2 separate regions of the Homo sapiens genome follow, and region 1 is linked to region 2. Evidence: chromatin loops called from intact Hi-C (ENCODE). Cell type or tissue: upper lobe of right lung. All regions are shown on one strand. Each heading gives the region's core, and the rest is flanking DNA. Links, peaks and the distances in the headings are about the cores only. Region 1 overlaps LINC01357 (long intergenic non-protein coding RNA 1357). Region 2 overlaps TAFA3 (TAFA chemokine like family member 3).

Region 1 (9,724 bases), core at 1-8,000, 150 kb before region 2:
CACATTCGAAGTTCTGCAGCGCTCCGTGAATGATGGAGCCATTGGGACATAGTAGGACAGTCACCCAGTGGCCTGGACACTCCTCTTCTGATTGCAGCCTGGTCATACCAGACATTTCTAGATACTTTCTGAGGCATCTCCAGCCTAATCTTGACCCTGTGGCCTCCCTTCCAGTAGCCCAAGCCCCCAAGCTGGGTTGTGCTACGTTGGAGCTGTGATGCCTCCTGGCTGGAAGGAGAGGCTGCTGATTTGCTTGGGAATTATTCCAGGGGTTCTGAAGCTTCAGGATATGAAAATCAGGAATTGTTGAAACACAGATACAGCCCTTCCTAGAGGTTATAGTTTCCTGCCCTGTCTGGAACTAACAGACTAACAGGGGAGACAGAATTAATAGTAAATTCACACATCTGGGGAATGCCCCAAAGGACCAGGAGAGGATGCAAGGGTGAGGGAGAGGGGATATTGGATAGGCCATCCTGCCCTGCTCTGAGAGGCTGGGTGGGCAGGAGTTAGGGGGTGGCTCTGCACTGAAGGAAGGAAAGTCTGAGTTCACCAGGCAAAGAAGGTGCCCAGGGAAGGGCTCCTGAGAAGGCTGAGAAGCAGGAAGGAGCCCTCCCTTAGCTCTCAGAATAAAGGTCCCACTTCCCTCTATGCCTGGCATAAAGTCTGGGGAGGTGAGTGAGGCGCAGCCCAGTTGTAGGATTGAACCCTGGGTGAGGAATCAAGTCCTGGGGGCCAGTCAGAGGTGTATTATAACCTGTGCGACTTGGCTTTCTAACGGCCAAATGGGGTTTCAGACTCACAAACTCCAACTTCTGCAGCCCTGAGAGATGGTGCCACCCTCTCAACTTGCAGGTAAGGACATGAAGGCCAGCAGAGAGCCACTGCACGACAGCAGAGCTCAGGACCCCTCTCCTGGTCTGTCGGCTGTGTTGGGCTCCTGCATCCCCAGAGGTTTCAGGGACTTCACGGGGTGGCAGGAGAACTGAGAGATAAGTAAATGACGCAGCGGTCATGGGAAGCAGAGAACGTCTCACAGCAGTGCGAGCTTTGTCTCCCTCTGGCGTGGTGGTGGCTGGGAGGTGGTGAGAGGGTCTGGGTCTCAGATCACCAGCTGTGACACAAGCCCTGTGAGCTTGGGCAAGTAAAAGGCTGCATTTGTAGAAAAGAAACTCTTTTGATTCCATTGTGAAAATGGTTTCCCTTTCTTTGGTTAGAACCCAGCCAGATTTAATTTCCAGGAGCCAGAGCCAAAGAGAAAATCATTCAGGGCAGAGATAACTCTTCTCTAAGACGTCTAGCCTTGGGCAGAGACAGGAGAGAAATACAGACTTCCAAGCCAAGGCCCAGGCATATTTAAAATATTAATATTTTAAAAGGTCTGGATTTAGGATAGAAGCAAAGAAGGGCTAAATAATTCAGAAAGCAAATTGAGGAGCAGCTGTTGCTGATGCTAACTGAGGTTCTTGCCTGGCTGGTTTCAGAGCAGCATCCTCAGCCTCCTGGGAGAAAGAGCACAAGTTGTCATGATGGGGGAAGACAAAGGCTGGAGGGAACACAAAGCCAGCCTTAAGTGCAGCCCGACTGGCTTTGTTTCTCAAGACACTCATATTACTAGCAGCTTAAAACAACAAACATTTATTATTTCACACAGTGGCTGATGGTCAGGTATCTGGGTTCTAAGTTGCTGGGTTTTCTGGCTCAGAGTCTCTCATGAGGTTTCAATCAAGATGTCTTTCGGGGCCATTGAAGGTTTGATTGAGCCTAAAGAATCAAAGACAGACATGCTGTTACATAATAAGCCAAAGTTATATTAACTCTATATTGGCCCTATATTTTTTATTGCTTCACAGCAGACTGGTATCATTGCCTCAAAAGTTTACCAGTGCCAAGCTCAAATTTTTTATACACCCAATTGCTTTAAATATAGTCTAAATAAACAGATCGTTAGTCATTGACAGCCTTCCGGTTTTGCATACCCCACAAAACAGAATCCCACATTTACTAGCCACAGATACAATAAACTCTGGTGCTATAAAAGGCCCCAGTTGCCGGGCATGGTGGCTCACAACTGTAATCCCAGCACTTTGGGAGGCTGAGGCTGGTGGATCATGAGGTTAGGAGATCGAGACCATCCTGGCTAACACGGTGAAACCCCGTCTCTACTAAAAATACAAAAAATTAGCCGGATGTGGTGGCACGCACCTGTAGTCCCAGCTACTCAGGAGGCTGAGGCAGGAGAATGGCATGAACCTGGGAGACGGAGCTTGCAGTGAGCAAAGATCACGCCACTGCACTCCAGCCTGGGCCATAGAGGGAAACTCTGTCTCAAAAAAAAAAAAAAAAAAAAGCACCAGCCATAGCTGCCCTTTGGATCTCTCTGACTCTGAGACTCCACACCCTACTACTGAGGGCATCATCTAGACATCTAAGGATCCGCTCCAATCTCCGTGTCCCCCAGAATCTCCCCCACCCTCCTTCTCTTCTAGCTGGTGGCCTCAGTCATTACCTGCGGAAGGTCTCATGCTGTGAAAAGCTTCCTCAGCAGGCAACCCTGTCAAAACACGGCCCAAATAAAGCTTGTTGTATGTTATTACCACCTCATAGCCATATCTTTTTCTTTTTTTTTAATTTTTATTTTAGGTTTGGGGGTACACGTGAAGGTTTGTTACACAGATAAACGAGTGTCACAGGGGTTTGTTGTACATACTATTATTATATATCACCCAGGTATTAACCCCCAGTACTCAATAGTTATCTTTTCTGCTGTTCTTCTCCTTCCCAACCTCCCTCCTCAATAGACACCAGTGACTGTTGTTTCCTTGTGTTCATAAGTTCTCATCATTTAGTTCCCACTTACAGGTGAGAACATGCAGTATTTGGTTTTCTGTTCCTGCATAATTTTGCCAAGAATGATAGCCTCCAGCTCCATTCATATTCTGGCAAAAAAATCTTGTTCTTTTTTATGGCTGCATGGTATTCCATGGTGCACATGTACCACATTTTCTTTATCCAGTCTGTCACTGGTGAGCATTTAGGTTGATTCCATGTCTTTGCTATTGTGAGTAGTGCTGCAATGAACATTCACATGCATGTGTCTTTATGGTAGAACGCTTTATCTCCCTCTTGGTATATACCCAGTAATGAGATTGCTGGGTCGAATGATAGTTTTGCTTTTAGCTCTTTGAGGAATTGCCACACTGCTTTCCACAATGGTTGAACTAATTTACACTCCTACCAACATCATAACATCATATAAGGCTTCCCTATTCTCCATACAATCTCGCCAGCATGTGTTATTTTTTGACTTTTTTCTTTTCTTTTCTTTTCTTTTTTTTTTGAGACAGAGTCTCCCTCTGTTGCCCAGGCTGAGTGCAATGGCGTGATTTCGGCTCACCGCAACCTCTCCTCCCAGGTTTAAGCAATTCTCCTGCCTCAGCCTCCTGAGTAGCTGAGATTCCAGGCGTGTGCCACCACACCCGGCTAATTTTTGTATTTTCAGTAGAGTCGGTGTTTCACCATGTTGGTCAGGCTAATCTCAAACTCTTGACCTCGTGATCCACCCACTCAGCCTCCCAAAGTGCTGGGATTACGGGTGTGAGCCACCGTGCCTGGCCATTTTTTGACTTTTCAATAATAGCCATTATGACTGGTGTGAGGTGGTATTTCATTGTGGTTTTGATTTGCATTTCTCTAGTGATCAGTGATATCGAGCTTTTCTTTTCTTTCTTTTTTTCCTTTTTCTTTCTCTCTTTCTTTTCTTTTTTTTTTTTTTTTTTTTGAGACAGATTCTTGTTCTGTAGCCCAGGCTGGAGTGCAGTGGCGCTATCTCGGCTCACTGCAACCTCTACTTCCCAGGTTCAAGCTATTCTCATGCCTCAGCCTCCTGAGTAGCTGGGACTACAGGTGCCTGCCACCATGCCTGGCTAATTTTTTTGTGTTTTTAGCAGAGACGGGGTTTCACCATGTTGGTCAGGCTGGTCTCGAACTCCTGACCTCATGATCTGCCCACCTTGGCCTCCCAAAGTGCTGGGATTACAGGCATGAGCCCCCGTGCTCCTGGAATTCACTACACATGGCTACTTGCTGGAGGCCTCAATTCCTCACAGAAAGGGCCTCTCCACAGGGCTGCCTGAGTATTCTCAGAGCAGTTGGCTTCTCCCAGAGTAAGAAATCCAAGAGAGTATCACCAAGATGGAAGCCACAGTGCTGTTTTATGACTGTCTCTCTCTCTTTCTCTCTCTCTCTCTCTCTCACACACACACACACACACACACAGAGCATCACTTCCATTTTATTCTATTTGTAAGAAGTGAGTCACTAAATCCAATCAACCCTTGAGGGGAACTAGGCTCTAGGCTCTAAATTTTTTTTTTTTTTTTTTTTGGAGACAGGGTCTTGCTCTGTTGCCCAGGCTAGAGTGCAGTGGCATGATCTCAGCTCACTGCAACCTCTGCCTCCTGGGTTCAAGCTATTCTCCTGGCTCAGCCTCTTGCATAGCTGAGACTATGGGTGCCCGCCACCATGCCCAGCTAATTTTTATATTTTTAGTGGAGAGGGGGTTTCACCATGTTGCCCAGGCTGGTCTCAAACTCCTGATCTCAGGTGATCCACCCACCTCGGCCTCCCATAAGTGCTAGGATTACAGGTGTGAGCCACCGCACCCAGCCTAGGCTCTACCTTTTTGAGCCTCCACCTCTTTTTTTCTTTGTTTTTTTGAGACGGAGTTTCACTCTTGTTGCCCAGGCTGGAGTGCAATGGTGCAATCTCGACTTACTGCAACTTCCACCTCCTGGGTTTAAGTGATTCTCCTGCCTCCGCCTCCTGAGTAGCTGGAATTACAGACATGTGCCAACACGCCCGGATAATTTTGTATTTTTAGTAGAGACAGAGTTTCTCCATGTTGGTCAGGCTGGTCTTTAACTCCCGACCTCAGATGATCTGCCCGCCTTGGCCTCCCAAAGTGCTGGGATTACAGGCATGAGCCACCGTGCCCGGCCAAGGCTCCACCTCTTGAAGGGAGGAATATCAAAGAATTTGTGGGCATATTTTAAAAACCACCACAGCACTTTCACAGGCCTCCTCTCTCACCTCACCCCTCACCCCAGGGCCCTGTGAGGGAAGCAGGGCAGCTAAGGAAACTCAAGAGGCTGACACCCCTAGCCGTGCTCACATCACTGCCTTATGAGGCCTGGAGCCCAGGACCTCATGAGCCACCACAGCCCAGAGAGGAAGCCCTCCCCTCTGCTTGGCGTCATTCACTTTCACACCACTTTCTCTTCTCTCTTCCACCTTCTGGTTCTGAAGACAATCCTGTGAGGTACCTTAGTGATTACTGAACTTAAAGAAGCCAAAGGAGGCCTGGCTTCTTCTAGTCATGCTTTGGGACAGATGAGCTGTGTGATCTCAGGTAAGTCCCACCTCCTCTTGGGGCCTACTTTTCTTCTTCTGTAGAATGTTAAATGAGTAATTTTTTTTTTTTTTGAGAGGGGTCTTGCTCTGTCACCCAGACTGGAGTGCAGTGGCATGATCTTGGCTCACTGCAACCTCCGCGTCCTGGGCTCAGGTGATCCTCTCACCTCAGCCTCCTGAGTAGCTGGGACTAGAGGCTTGTGACACCACGTCTGGCTAATTTTTTTTTTTTTTGTACTTTTTGGTAGAGACAGGGTTTCACCATGTTGCCCAGGCTGGTCTCGAACTCCTGAGCTCGAGCGATCTGCCTGCCTTGGCCCCCCAAAGTGTTGGGATTATAGGCATGAACCACCACACCCGGCCACAAGATTAATATTTTAAAAGGATATACTGTTACACAGATATAAAATGCAAAACATTTAATTCATTAATTAATAAGGAAACCCTCATTAATATAATTTGAATATTATAGTCCATTTTAAAGAAAACTATCAAGTTTAGAGTCAGATAAAGAATGTTGAGATGCATTTACAAGTGGATGCAAAACTCGAAGAACTGAAAAAACTGGTCAATATTTATGTGTGATAAAGTATTATCTTTTCCCTAATCTTTGCAAGGTTCATGGCAGTGACCCCTATAACAAAAGACAGATCAGCAAGATAAAAACATACATCTTTATTTAACCAAAGTTTTATTTAACCAAAGTTTAAATTTTATTTAACACAGGAGCCTTCAGAAACAAAGACCCAAAAGAACTGAAAAATCTGTGTATTTTTATGGGCAGTCATGCAGAAGTATGATCAAAAGCCAAAAGTGTATTGCAGGAAAGTTTACACTTCCCCTCTGAAAGTTTGATAATAGCATCTGCTGAAATAAATGGACAACAGGCAGATTAACAGGAGAAAAGGCTGATGAATTCATTAATATGCAAGTGCAAGAGAGTTACACAAATGAGAGTCACACAAAGTAAACTCAAAGGGCCAGATAGCTGAAGCTTAAATGCCCTCTTCATAGCAGTAAGGGAGGTGGGGGCTCTAGGCAATTTTAGAGAAAGAGTAAACGATTCTTAGGGGGAATGAATGGGCCCAAAGAACAGGCAATATCGTGTCACAAAGTTCGTCTGGGCTCTGGGTTTGGTGTCAACTCCAGTCTCCTTTCCTGTGAGTTAATCTTCTCTGTTTAATGAGATTGTAGGGAGAGGGCCCAAGACAACTGCATTCCTTCTGAAGAAACTTCCCTTGGTCAGATAAGGGAACTTCAGAGAAAGCCTCTCCCTGTGTTCTGGGAAAGGCAGAGGAGTCAGAGACAGGAGCGGGAGGGAACTGGGGGAACTTAGCAAGGCCTGTTTGTTCAGATTCTTCTTGGCATCTCTGTGTCTTTATTCCTTTTCTCCAGATATAGAGAGAACCCCTCTGAAATGAGGGCCTTATGACCTACTTCAGGAGAAGTTCAATTCAGTTTTATGGCCTGCCTCAGGGGAGAACAGTGGGAGAACAGTGGGAGAAGGCCAGAGAAACCTCCCAGCTTCTCTTGTTTTCTCGAATGCCGAGGTGCCACATTTTGGAGTAGTATGTCGTGAACCCTATCATACCAAAGGAATAGAATCAACTGCATTTCACTGTACAATTGATGCAATTTGCATTTCTTTAGAAGGAAACTGTCTTACTACCAGATTTTTACAAGTCAACTGTTATCTCTACAGAGTGGTAAAATATCCTAATCAAAGAAAAGCTAGGGGCCGGGTGTGGTGGCTCACGCCTGTAATCCCAGCACTTTGGGAGGCCAAGGTGGGCAGATCACTCGAGGTCGGGAGTTTGATACCAGCCTAGCCAACATGGTGAAACCCCGTCTCTACTAAAAATACAAAAATTTGCTGGGCATGGTGGCAGGCGCCTGTAATCCCAGCTACTTGGGAGGCTGAGGCAGGAGAATCGCTTGAACTTGGGAGGCAGAGGTTGTGGTGAGCCGAGATCACGCCATTGCACTCCAGCCTGGGCGACAAGAGTGAGACTCCGTCTCAAAAAAAAAAAAAAAAAAAAAAAAAAAAAAGACAAACTAGGAAGAGATAAAGAAAGAGATAATCTAGAAGGATGAACTATTTAGGCCAGGACTCCTACTTAATTTCAAAGTTCCACAATTTTTTCTTACAAGGACAAAAGTGGGCATTCATCTCTAATCCTTTCTCATGCCAATACTCTGGTTCTAAACCCCACATCACAGATGGGAAAGTGGAGGCTCAGCTTGTGGTGGTGGTGTCCTGTGAGCTGTCTCCTTCCAGCAGCGCCCCCACCAGGGTTTGCCTCCTGCTTCTCCCCTTCCCTCAGCTCATCCCAGCACCATAAAAATGAAGCATCCTCTGTCCTTTCTGGACACCAGAGACACCTTTTGAGGAGAAGTGGGTTTTCTGGCTTTTTCTCTGTCCCTGGCCCAGAAGCAGGACACTTATCCATATTGACTTGAGTATCTAATAAGTAGCACGTAAGTCAGAACCAACCTAATTAACAAGGGCACTTGTGTTAATAAGCACCTTTCAATCCATGCAGGGAGCTAACACACTCAGAATACAAAGGGAAGAAAAGACATTATCTTGAAATGCCTGGGCTCCCACCTAGGCTGAGCCTCATGAAGTCATTATGGGTAATTATGGGCTATTACATGCTATCACCTTGGCAAGACAACTACCCTCAATTGCCTAGAGTCACAGGTCCCTCAAGTCCGGGAAGGTAAGGGCAACTTTCTGTTTTCAGTTCTTTTCCATCCTACCTCTTGTGAGCACCCCCACCAGCCCCTCCATGCCATCATTCAGGTTTCACCCTGTTTTGTTATCCTGTTTCCTTTTGCTACTGGGAACTCCAGAAGTCTCAAAGAGCTTTCCCAATTCTCCACTCAACTCACTTTGAGCCGGTTTCTCCTTTCCAGGGAGAGTTGAGGAGGCCTATGGGGCTTGAAATGGGGAGAAGAATGGGTCCCTGAGTTGGGTAGGGCTAGACAGGAAAAGCTACAGCTTGGCTGTAGCTGAATTACAGAGGATGGGGCAGCAGGGAAAGTGGGGTGGGGCTCAGAGAGAGAGAGAGAGAGAGAGAGATGGGAAAAGGAAAAACCAGAGAAACTGAGAGCTCAGGGCAAACATTTAAAGCTTTTGCAGATCTCCTTCTAAAGGGGGTAGACCGCGTGATGGCCTCTTCAAAACTCCAGTTCAGTAAGAGAAAGGACAAAAGTGTGGGCAACCATCTCTGATCCTGGCCAAATTCTTTATGGTAGATTAAACATGGTCACAAATTATTTGCTGCTTCTCAGAGGTGGGGTTCTGTTTCCTCAACCTTTGGATCTGGCCTGCTTTTGTAACTTGCTTTGACTAGTGGCATGTAGCAAAAGGGATGCTTTGACCAGTAGAATGTAGCAGAAGGGATGTGGCATGTGTTCCAGATGGAGTGCAGGATGCACTACCCTAAAATATGGTGCCTTGACATGTGAAATAATTCGGCTGGGCATGGTGGCTCACGCCTATAATCCCAGCACTTTGGGAGGCTGAGGCGGGTGGATCACCTGAGGTCGGGAGTTCAAGACCAGCCTGACCAACATGGAGAAACACCGTCTCTACTAAAAATACAAAATTAGCTGAGCGTGGTGGCGCATGCCGGTAATCCCAGCTACGCAGGAGGCTGAAGCAGGAGAACACTTGAACTCGGTAGACAGAGGTTGCGGTGAGCCAAGATCACACCATTGCACTCCAGCCTGGGCAACAAGAGTGAAACTCCATCTCAAAAAAAAAGAATTCAAGCTGAAGAACTGAATGGACAAACAGCATGTGCAGGGGTGATTGTGCTGGGTGTGTTGCCTGATATGCAGAAAGTCAATGCACCAAGACTCCAGGTTGCAGCAGAGAAAGAGGTTTAATTGTAAGGCCACCAAATGAGATGAGAAGAAACCTCAAAACCACCTCTTCAAAGAGTTTGGGTCTAGAGACCTTAAGGGGTTTGGACGAGTAGTGGGCCAAGGTGTCGATTGTTCAAAGAGTGAAGGGTGATGTCATAGGATGGAGGTGAAGAAACTGCATTTTTTTTTTTTTGAGACAGATTCTTGTTTGTCACCCAGGCTGGAGTGCAGTGACACGATCTTAGCTCACTGCAACCTCTGCCTCCTGGGTTCAAGCCGTTCTCCTGCCTCAGCCTCCCCAGTAGCTGGGATTACAAGTGCACACCACCACGCCCAGCTAATTTTTGTATTTTTAGGGGAGACGGGGTTTCACCATGTTGGCCAGGCTGGTATCGAACTCCTGACCTCATGATCTGCCCGCCTTGGCCTCCCAAAG
Region 2 (9,999 bases), core at 2,000-9,999:
AGCTGCCAAGCTTGAAATATTTACTATCTGGCCTTTTCCAGAAAATGTTTGCCAATCCCTTAATCCATCCCCACCCTCCATCCTCCAACCTTAAAGGAGGTAATGACGATCTTCTTCTTTTTTTTTTTCTGTCTAGCCACTATTTTATTTTATTTATTTATTTATTTATTTTAGTATTTATTGATCATTCTTGGGTGTTTCTCGGAGAGGGGGATGTGGCAGGGTCATAGGAAAATAGTGGAGAGAAGGTCAGCAGATAAACATGTGAACAAAGGTCTCTGGTTTTCCTAGGCAGAGGTCCCTGCGGCTTTCCTTCTGCAGTGTTTGTGTCCCTGGGTACTTAAGATTAGGGAGTTGTGATGACTCTTAAAAGAGCATGCTGCCTTCAAGCATCTGTTTAACAAAGCACATCTTGCACCGCCCTTAATCCATTTAACCCTGAGTTGACACAGCACATGTTTCAGAGAGCACAGGGTTGGGGGTAAGGTTATAGATTAACAGCATCCCAAGGCAGAAGAATTTTACTTAGTACAGAACAAAATGGAGTCTCCTATGTCTACTTCTTTCTACACAGACACAGTAACAATCTGACCTCTCTTTCTTTTCCCAACATTTCCCCCTTTTCTTTTCGACAAAACCGCCATCGTCATCATGGCCTGTTCTCGATGGTCACTGTCTCTTCGGAGCTGTTGGGTACACCTGCAGAAAGGCTGTCACTTCACACTTGGAAGATTGCACAGCGGCCAGGCAGAGGCGCTCCTCACTTCCTAGACGGGGCGGCGGCCGGGCAGAGGCGCTCCTCACTTCCCAGATGGGGTGGCGGCCAGGCAGAGGCTGTAATCTTAGCACTTTGGGAGGCCAAGCCAGGCGGCTGGGAGGTGAAGGTTGTAGCGAGCCGAGATCACGCCACTGCACTCCAGCCTGGGCAACATTGAGCACTGAGTGAGCGAGACTCCGTCTGCAATCCCAGCACCTCGGGAGGCCAAGGCGGGCAGATCACTCGAGGTCAGGAGCTGGAGACTAGCCCAGTCAACACGGCGAAACCCCGTCTCCACCAAAAATACAAAAACCAGTCAGGTGTGGCGGCGCGTGCCTGCAATCCCAGGCACTCGGCAGGCCAATCACGGGAGTCCGAGGCAGGGAGGTTGCAGCGAGCTGAGATCATGGCAGGAGAGGGAAGAGGGAAGAGGGAAGAGGGGAGAGGGGAGAGGGGAGAGGGGAGAGGGGAGAGGGGAGAGGGGAGAGGGGACGATCTTTGACCAACTCCCTACCTACCCCACCCCATGAGCCCACCATCGGCAGAGATTCTGAGTTGTGAGTTCTGATATTTACACTCTAGTAAGAAGCTGGCACCATTGTTCACCCCATTGTCAAAAACAAGAAAATAAACTGGAGTAGGGCAAGAAAAGGGGAATATCAGTCTTGGTTCTACTGAGCAGGGAGGGAGGGAGAAGCTGAGACTCAGCCACAAACTATCATCTGATTTGTCTTTCTGAGGGTCAGAATTCAGCATCGTCCAGGTGGGTCTCTACTGACACCCCCCTCCCTAAGGCCTTGGTGATCTCAACACCCACAGTCTCAGAGGCTGCAATTCTCTTACTGATGAGATATCTAAGTAGCCCATGCCTCTGAGTCCCTGAAGCCTATGTGTCATCCCTGAGCCATCTAGTGTCAGCCTGACTGCACTGACCTTTAATTCTAAACGGAGGCTCTAGCCTTCCACCCCTGCTGCCCAGCAGGGGCCTTTGAAAAGAGAAGACTCTAACCAGTTCTACATCCCACCCAGAATTTCTCCTGGAGCCAGACCTTCTGAGAATCATAGCCCAAAGACCCCAGAAGAGATGGGTCAGAGTGGGCAATGGAGATGCCAGCTGAGCCCCAGCTGTAACTGAGTTGAGTGACCTCTGGGTGTCATAAGGCCTGCTTGAAATTTGGAGGATGAGAGTAGAGTGGAGACCAGATGGTCCCACATCCCGGTGTGTGGATATTCTGGATTATTTCAGACAGGAGAACAGTGACCTTAGTAAAAGTCTCTGCTCTAGCATCTCCCAAGAAAAATGTTGCTGCTGTCCAGCCTGTACTTTGCTGGTTCCAGTAACTTGACATAAAATTAACATGGGAGGCCTACGTTGGAATCCTATTATTCAGGCTAGTGGAAAGTCATCAGTCTTAGAGGTCTGGGAGCCCAGGCTATGAGATCTTGGGCAAACTGCCTCACCTCTCTGGAGCTGCTTCCTCATCTGTTAAAATAAGCAAACAAACAAAAACCTGAGGTGCTTGGATGGAGATGATTTTAAAGTCCTGTCCATCCCATACCCAATGAATGGCCCATACCTGTGCCAAAGATTTGGGAAGTTATTTGGCTTTATTTTTACTTTCCTTCCGCAAGTCAATCCAATCCCATCCAAATGAGATACTGCTGGTCTGGCATAAGGGGAGAGTGTTTTCCTGCAACATGTTAACAGCTTGCTGGGGATTCAGAACTGATGCGAAAGAGGGAGGTGGTGGGTGCTGAATGTGACCTCTTGTTTCTATGCCCTGTGGCCACAGGGTATCTGAAGAACTGTGGGAATCTCATTCCCAAACCCCCATCATGCCATAGCATGTGGCCCAGAAGCCGCAGTCTGGTATCAAGTACTTTAACCTAAATTATCTAAATTGTCTGTCATCAACTCTCCAATTCAACTGGACATTCCTTAAGGGCAGGAATTGTGTGTTGACCTTCGTGTCTCCAGAAAAGCCCAGCTCCACATTAGGTATGTGATTGCAGATCCATCCATATCTGCTGAGCAGCTTAACTGAAATGCCCCGGAAAGACTGATGCTGCATTTGACATGAGGCATGTAAGTGAATCCCCATCTTTCCTGGCTGATGACTGGATACCATTCTTCAGTTCACGGCTCAGTCAAGCCTTTCTTGTCCAGGCCGTGACCCCCAAGAGCTATCGTGTGACCTGGTGAAGAAGCGAGAGGGTAAGGTTAGAGAAGGGAATGCCTATTCCATTCCAGCATGCCAGAGACTACCCAGAATATGCAGGTCACTTAGAGGACATTGCTGCCAATCCTCTCACCCTAAAGCAGGCCGGAATGGGAAAGCATGGCCTGGTGACCCATGCAAACATACGTCAGACAAGCCTCCCCACTGTTTGCTTCAGAGTAGCTACCCAAATTGCAAGCACTTCCTTACAGGCCACAAACCCAAACCTATAACATGGTGACAAATGTCACAAGCTCTGTAGTGGGTCTCATTCTCTTCTGATCTTAAATATACTCAGAATGGCTGTCCCTCATCCCTGCCTCCGGATAGAGAGAGGATGCTCTACTTTAGAGCCAAACTTTTTCTTGCTGTAGCTCCTTTTGTTGTGTGCTCTGTGAAAATGGTTGCTCTCTTCAGAAGCCAAAGGCTGCCTTTCCTTCTCTATTTTTTTTTCTTTTTTTCTTTTTTTGAGATGGAGTCTCACTCTGTCGCCCAGACTGGAGTGCAGTGGCATGATCTCTGCTTACCGCAACTTCTGCCTCCTAGGTTCAAGCAATTCTCCTGCCTCAGCCTCCCAAGTAGCTGGGATTACAGGCGTGTGCCATTATGCCCAGCTAATTTTTGTATTTTTAGTAGAGACGGGTTTTCACCATGTTGACCAGGTTGGTCTTGAACTCCTGACCTCTTGATTCACCCACCTCTGTCTCCCAAAGTGCTGGGATTACAGGCATGAGCCACCGCACCCAGCCCTCCTTCTCTATTTTCTTATGTGTTTGCTTGTTTGCTGTGTGTGGTGGGAGGGAAGGAAAGCCAAAGGCAGAACCCTGGCTTGCCCTGCAGTGTCACTCTTCTGTACCAATGGTGACGGCAGAGCAATGCGGCTGATTAGCCATGACACACATGGAGCTGCTAACGAGTTTGATAAAAAATTTAATTACCCCTTGTTCTGTGGAGCAGGCAGCAAACCATGAAAATAATAATCCTCTTGGGTGCTGTGACAGTGGACAGAGAAATCTGACTAGAGGAGGGTAGGTATGAACTGTAGGGAGTCAACAACAGTGGGAATGGGGTGGGGGTGGGGGATGGTCACGGCAGAGGTGAGTGACAGAGTGACTACTGTACCTGGAGCTCAGGTAGAAGTAGCAATTCCTCCCTCAATTATCTTATAATTTTTCCCATTCTCGACTATGTTTTTTTTTTTTTTTTTTTTAATATTTCAACTTTTATTTTAGATTCAGGGATTACATGTGCAGGTTTGTTACATGAGTATATTGCATGACACTGAGGTTTGGAGTGCCATTGATCTCATTACCCATGTAGTAAGCATAGGACCCAATAGGTAGTTTTTCAGCCCTTGCTCCCCTCCCTCTCTCACTGCTCTGGTAGTCACCATCGTCCACTGTTCCCATCTTTATGTCCATGTGTACCCAATGTTTAGCTCTCAGAAGTGAGAACATGTGGTATTTGATTTTCCGTTGCCATGCTAAGTCCCTTAGGATCATGGCCTTCAGCTGCAACCAGGGTGTTACAGAAAACATTATTTTTTTTATGGCTGTGTAGTATTCTATGGTATATAAGTGCCACATTTTCTTTATCCTATTCAATGTTGATTGGCACCTAGACTGATTATATGCCCTTGCTATTATGAATACTGCTTTGATGAACATACAAGTGCATGTGTCTTTTTGGCAAAATGATTTATTTTCCTTTGGGTATATACCAGTAATAGGATGGCTGGGTTGAATGGTAGTTCTGTTTTAAGCTCTTTTTTTTTTTTTTTTTTTTTTTTGCTGCTCTAATATGTTGTTTTTTTTTTTTTAAATTATACTTTACGTTTTAGGGTACATGTGCACATTGTGCAGGTTAGTTACATATGTATACATGTGCCATGCTGGTGCGCTGCACCCACTAACTCGTCATCTAGCATTAGGTATATCTCCCAATGCTACCCCTCCCCCCTCCCCCCACCCCACCACAGTCCCCAGAGTGTGATATTCCCCTTCCTGTGTCCATGTGATCTCATTGTTCAGTTCCCACCTATGAGTGAGAATATGCGGTGTTTGGTTTTTTGTTCTTGCGATAGTTTACTGAGAATGATGATTTCCAATTTCATCCATGTCCCTACAAAGGACATGAACTCATCATTTTTTATGGCTGCATAGTATTCCATGGACTATGTTTTTATAGGCCTGATATTTTCTGGAGGCAAACTAATTCCAGGCAGACAGGAGGAAACCAGCGTATATGGACATCAAGAATCTTCCCAGGACACACTGGATTTCAAGTCCTGACCCCCCTAACTCCAGTCCCCAGTGAGAACAGACCTGAGAGGACTGTCTGTGAATTTCATGGTTCACGATCTCACCTTGGGACACTGACATCCTAGACCTCCAAGGCTCCTGTGCCCCCTTTTCTGCCCTTGGTAGAGAGGGAAGGGGAGGGTGGGATGAGGTGCCCACCCAGGGTACCTTGGTGGTTTTGACTTTGTGTCCACTGCTGCAGCTCCATCCCGACAGGTCCGGGAGCACCTTACACTCCTCCCCCGGCAGGCAGGGCTCCATCTGACACCACCATCTCTGCAGGACGATGGAGGCTGTGGGAGCAGGAGGCGGAGTGCAGCTCTAGGGTCTCTACGAGCACAGTGGGCAGCCAAGAGCAGGTCTGCGAATGAGGTGCACGTTTCCACACACCCCTGGCCTTGAGCCATGCATTTCCCTTGTCTTTCCCCTACTCCAGGCTGCCCAGAGAGGCAGTACTCAGCCTGAGGCCTGGGGACGTAACCCTCTCAACTTTAATCCCACCGATCCCTGCATCTCCCCAGACAGTGACGGGTGAAGGCAGGCAAAAATGTCTCTAAGGTGACCATGTCACTAGCATCGATGCACAACCAGTATACTCCCTCTGTGGTGTGTGAGCAAGGGTGTGAGTCGTCTGGAGGGGTCTACAGACCAGGAGTGCATAGCTGGCATAGCTGGTATGCGCGTGACACAGTGGGCATGTGTATGGGGTGCCAAATGAGTGTTAGGGTAATGAGTGTGGGTGTGAAGGATCACACGTGTCCACATAGGAAAGTGTGAGAGAAGGGCTGAGAAGGAGAGGAGAGTAGGCTGAGACAGCCAGGGGAAGGAGCAGCAGGGGAAGGAGCTGGAGGAAGTGTGTGGGGAGAGGAGTGGGGCTGTGTGAGGGAACGCTCCTGTGTGTGCAACAGGCAGAGGGCACGTGAGTGTGGGAGGCTGTGCGCATAACAAGAGCTTTTCTCATCTATGACACAGGGATGGCCACGTCTGCCCTCTTCTCCCAGAGGGGGCCCCACCATTTGAGACTGCTCATGAAAGCCCTGAGACGGGTATGAAATTGTATCCCCAGCAGATGGCGAGGCCTGAACAGGCCTCCTTATGGCTCTGCTCAGGGCCCTGCCCGGGTCCTGGCCTCTCACTCACCGTCCACGCAGGAGGGCTTTGCCCGCGTGGTGCCGGCCACCTGGCCAGAAAAACAGGAGCATTTCACCGTCTGGGAGCGCTCCTCGATGCGGTTCCGGTTGCAGCAGCGGTGAGCCGCAATCACCTCGCAGGTGCCCTGCTGCACAAGCACTGAGGGGAGCCGCCCAGGATCAGACGCCCAACACGCCCGACCCCGCTCCCTCCCGCCCACCCGGGCTGGCCTCCAGCCCCTCCTCCCTGCTGCAGGGAGGGCTATGGAAGAGACTGCCAGTGGCAGGGGAGGAGGAAGTGGATGAAATCTTCCCGCCGCTTCACAGAGCTCCTATTCTTCCTCCCTCCCCTGTGAGGCCTGTGCTCTTCACCCTTTGGCAGAGCACGGCCCCTGGGCAGAAGACAGAGTCCCGCACCAGCCCCGCCTCCCCAGCTTCCTCAGGGTGAGGGCAAGGGCCCCAGGGCTTACAATGCGTGGGGAGGATCATCCGCTTACACAGGCTTTAGCCATCCCAGAAGGAAAACCATAGAATTAGGCCAGGAGGCTAGAGATAAGCCCTCACCCGAGGGCCTCTCTCACTACAGAACACCTTCCAGCCTGGAAGGAGAGGTGAGCAAAGGGTCTGCCCAGACCTTCTCTGGGGCGGGACAGCTGGGGTGGGCAGAGATTCCTGGGTAAAGAGCAGAGGAGGAGCCGGAACCCCTAGAATCTCTGGATTTTACTCTGCCTGGGAGACCTGCCTGCTATGGAACACGGTGGAGTGGTGTCCAGCTCCCCAGGTGTCCTGGGAAACTCCCTCCCCGGGCCCTGCCACCTCCTCCAAACCTGTGGCAGTGGGAGGCTGCAAGGCAGCCAAGGTCAGGTGGGTCCACAGCCAGGCCAGGCACAGTGCCAGCAGCCAGCCGCCCGTGCTCCAGTTCCGCTCGACCCTCTCACTCATCCTGCGGAGAGAAGCACACATTCTGCTCAGCTCCAGGCAGAAGCTCCCCTGTGCACCTGGGCACCTTCTCTGTGCCACACACTCTGGGAGGCACAAAGATGGGGAGGAGGCACACCTTGTCCCCAGGCATCTTTCGACCTGGCACAGAGTCATGCAGGCAGTAGTGAGTGCTGCAGGAAGAAAAGGAGAGCCTTTGGAGGAGACAACATTTAAGAGGCATCTTGGAGGATGAACTAGCTATGGGCCCATGGAGGGTCGTGACATGGGAGGGACAATAATACTGACTCCTACTCTTTGAGTGCTTGGTTCCAGCACTTCACATGCACACTCTTGAATTCTTCACAACTGTCCTACAAAGCAACATTATTATTACCTGTTTTACAGATGAGAAAACCAAAGCTCAAAAAGCTAGGACATAACCTAAACAACCATCAGTAAAAGACTGGCTGAATACATCGTAAAGAGTCTGTACAAATGCAGTCCCATCCAGATAGCTGTAAAAAAACCAATGGGGAATTGCTTTATGTCCTGACACATGCAGTGATCTCCAGTGATAATCCACTGTTAAGGGGGAAAAAAAGCAAAGTGTAGAATGGTGTGTATACGATGTGTATAAGGCAGGCCAGGAGTGGTGGTTCATGCCTCTAATTCCAGCACTTTGGGAGGCCAAGGCAGGAGGATCACTTGAGGCCAGAAGTTCGAGACCAGCCTAGGCAACATAGCAAGACCCCATCTCTACAAAAAATTAAAAAATTAGTCAGGCATGGTGGTGCACACCTATAGTCCCAGCTACTCCAGAGGCTGAGGTGAGAGGATCAGGAGTTTGAGGCTGCAGTGATCTATGACTGTGCTACTGCACTCCAGCCTGGGCAACAGAGTGAGACCCTAGCTCAAAAATAAATAAAATAAAATGTGTATAAAGGAAGGATTATCTATGTTGCTCAGATATGCATAAACTAGCTTTGAAAAATATATTTTAAAACTAGTAATATTGTTTGCCATCCAAAAGGGAAACTGGTTGGTTGGGAGATGGAGGTAGAAGAGAGACTTTTTCTCCTGATTTATTTCTTGCTTTTTGAGCTGCCAACCACGGGAATGCAGTAGCACTTCAATTTAAACAGAATTTAAATTTAAAAAGGAAGAGGTGAAACCGAGGCTAACAGAAGTCAAATGACTTGCCCAAGGCCAGGCAGCATGTGGGTGGAAGAGTTCAGAGCCTAGAAGCCTGCCCTCTGCCCACTGCACCACCTTGCCTCTGTTCTCTTCCCCTTTCCTTTTCCTCTTTCATCGTTGATGGTTTGGGCCTCCCAAAGCTACCCTGAAGGGTAGGCTGGAAATGGAGGGAATCCTAAGGAAGCAAGAGGCACAGAGTAGCTAGGAGCTGCCCAGCCATTGAAGGGAGCAGGAGAAGTCCCAGGATGCAGCAAGGCCAAAAGCTCAGGGGTGAGCCTGGACCACTGCTGGGCCCCCACAAGTGCCAGTGCAGCTTTGGGAATACCAGAGGCCAAACCAACTGCTAGGACCCAGTTGCTCCTCAGATAGGGTACTTGATCTCTGTCCACCCCCGCTACTCCCCATCTTCAATGTCTCCCCACTTACCTTTTTGGGGATCTTTCAGTTTCTGTCTGTTCATCTGCTGTCCTCAGACTCACTCCACCTGGACAAGTAGGAAAGATTCATAGGGGGTTGCAAAGGATAGAGGGAGCCGATGGCTCTGCAGGGGGTGAAGGAGAACCTGGGAGAGGGCAAGGGGGTGGGCTGGGCACTGAAGTTCAGCCCAATTCTGAAGCTGTTCTCAGGTGCCAGGGCAGGGACAGTCTCTTCTGGCCTGGGAATCTGGAGGGGCTCTTGCAGACTCTGGGATCACACAGGGTGGTGAGCCTGAGAAGGGTGGCCTGAGGGAGTTTCTCTATCCCAAGAGTGAAGCAGGGTGATGGTAGGGAGGGGTCTAAGAATCACAGCTGTCATCTCTCTGGCCTTGGGAGGGAGCTGAGGGTCAAGGAAGGAGCAGAACCTGACAGATTCCTGCTGGAAGAGGCACGTGGGAGATACCTGAGGCCCTGATCCTCTTTGCTTCCACCTCCTACCCACTATGGCACCTGCTTCCTGGACTCACATGGAGCTGGCTTGGCTTAGCATCCCTTGCCCCCATTCCCACACCAGAGGGCTGGAATGGGGACACTCCAGGTCCCTGAGCCTTTGAAGGCCACAGCCTCCAATAGCTTTCCATTTCTCCCTAAGAACCTCTCTTCCCTCACCTCTCTAAAGGGAGGCAGAACTGAAACATATAGGATGGTGGGGCCCCGGAAGGACAGAGACCCCTGAGTCCTAGCTCCTAGGAGCGAGAGCATAAGGGGAATCTGGAGGAACACAGAGAAGAGGTGCCAGTTCCCAGGGGATGGGTGTGCTCCCTGGGCTGAGCTTCCCACTCTTCTAGATGTGCCTCTTTCCTGAGTAGAGATCTCTTCTCCCTGCCCTCCAGGAACCCTCCTTTTGACCATCACAAATGCAGCTTTGTCTTCTCTCAGGTGATCCTATTTCCCTCTGAGCTGCAACATCCTCCAATCCAACTCAGGCATCTCTCCTAGGAACCCCAAGGCCCAAAAGACCTTGGTGGGGTGGGGAGCAGAGGGGTGGGGGTGTTCATTTGG

Evidence for each region. Peaks named below come from ENCODE experiments on the same cell type or tissue, not always from the same donor. Only the 100,000 strongest peaks of a DNase experiment are listed, where the experiment ranks them.
Region 1: it touches region 2 in a loop (4-fold over the local background); 39 of 110 quality-filtered maps call a loop at or near these places.

What each region holds. Positions count from the first base shown.
Region 1 is chr1:112,869,770-112,879,493 of GRCh38, reverse strand. It overlaps LINC01357 (long intergenic non-protein coding RNA 1357), which reads right to left. Exons shown (of 2, transcript NR_189282.1): 2 at 1,623-1,764. Among named protein-coding and RNA genes, the nearest start is that of MIR11399, 7.4 kb to the left of the region's middle. RefSeq lists an enhancer at 642-1,239. In upper lobe of right lung, for the core only: no CTCF peak of the experiment used is centred there; no DNase peak of the experiment used is centred there.
Region 2 is chr1:112,719,583-112,729,581 of GRCh38, reverse strand. TAFA3 (TAFA chemokine like family member 3) reads right to left here. Exons shown (of 6, transcript NM_182759.3): 2 at 8,948-9,005; 3 at 7,234-7,349; 4 at 6,417-6,566; 5 at 5,445-5,569; 6 at 2,347-2,953. The coding sequence starts at 7,348. The coding sequence ends at 2,942. Among named protein-coding and RNA genes, the nearest start is that of TAFA3, 5.7 kb to the right of the region's middle. RefSeq lists a silencer at 5,534-5,738. In upper lobe of right lung, for the core only: no CTCF peak of the experiment used is centred there; a DNase peak (open chromatin) is centred at 6,183; H3K4me3 peaks cover 443 bases.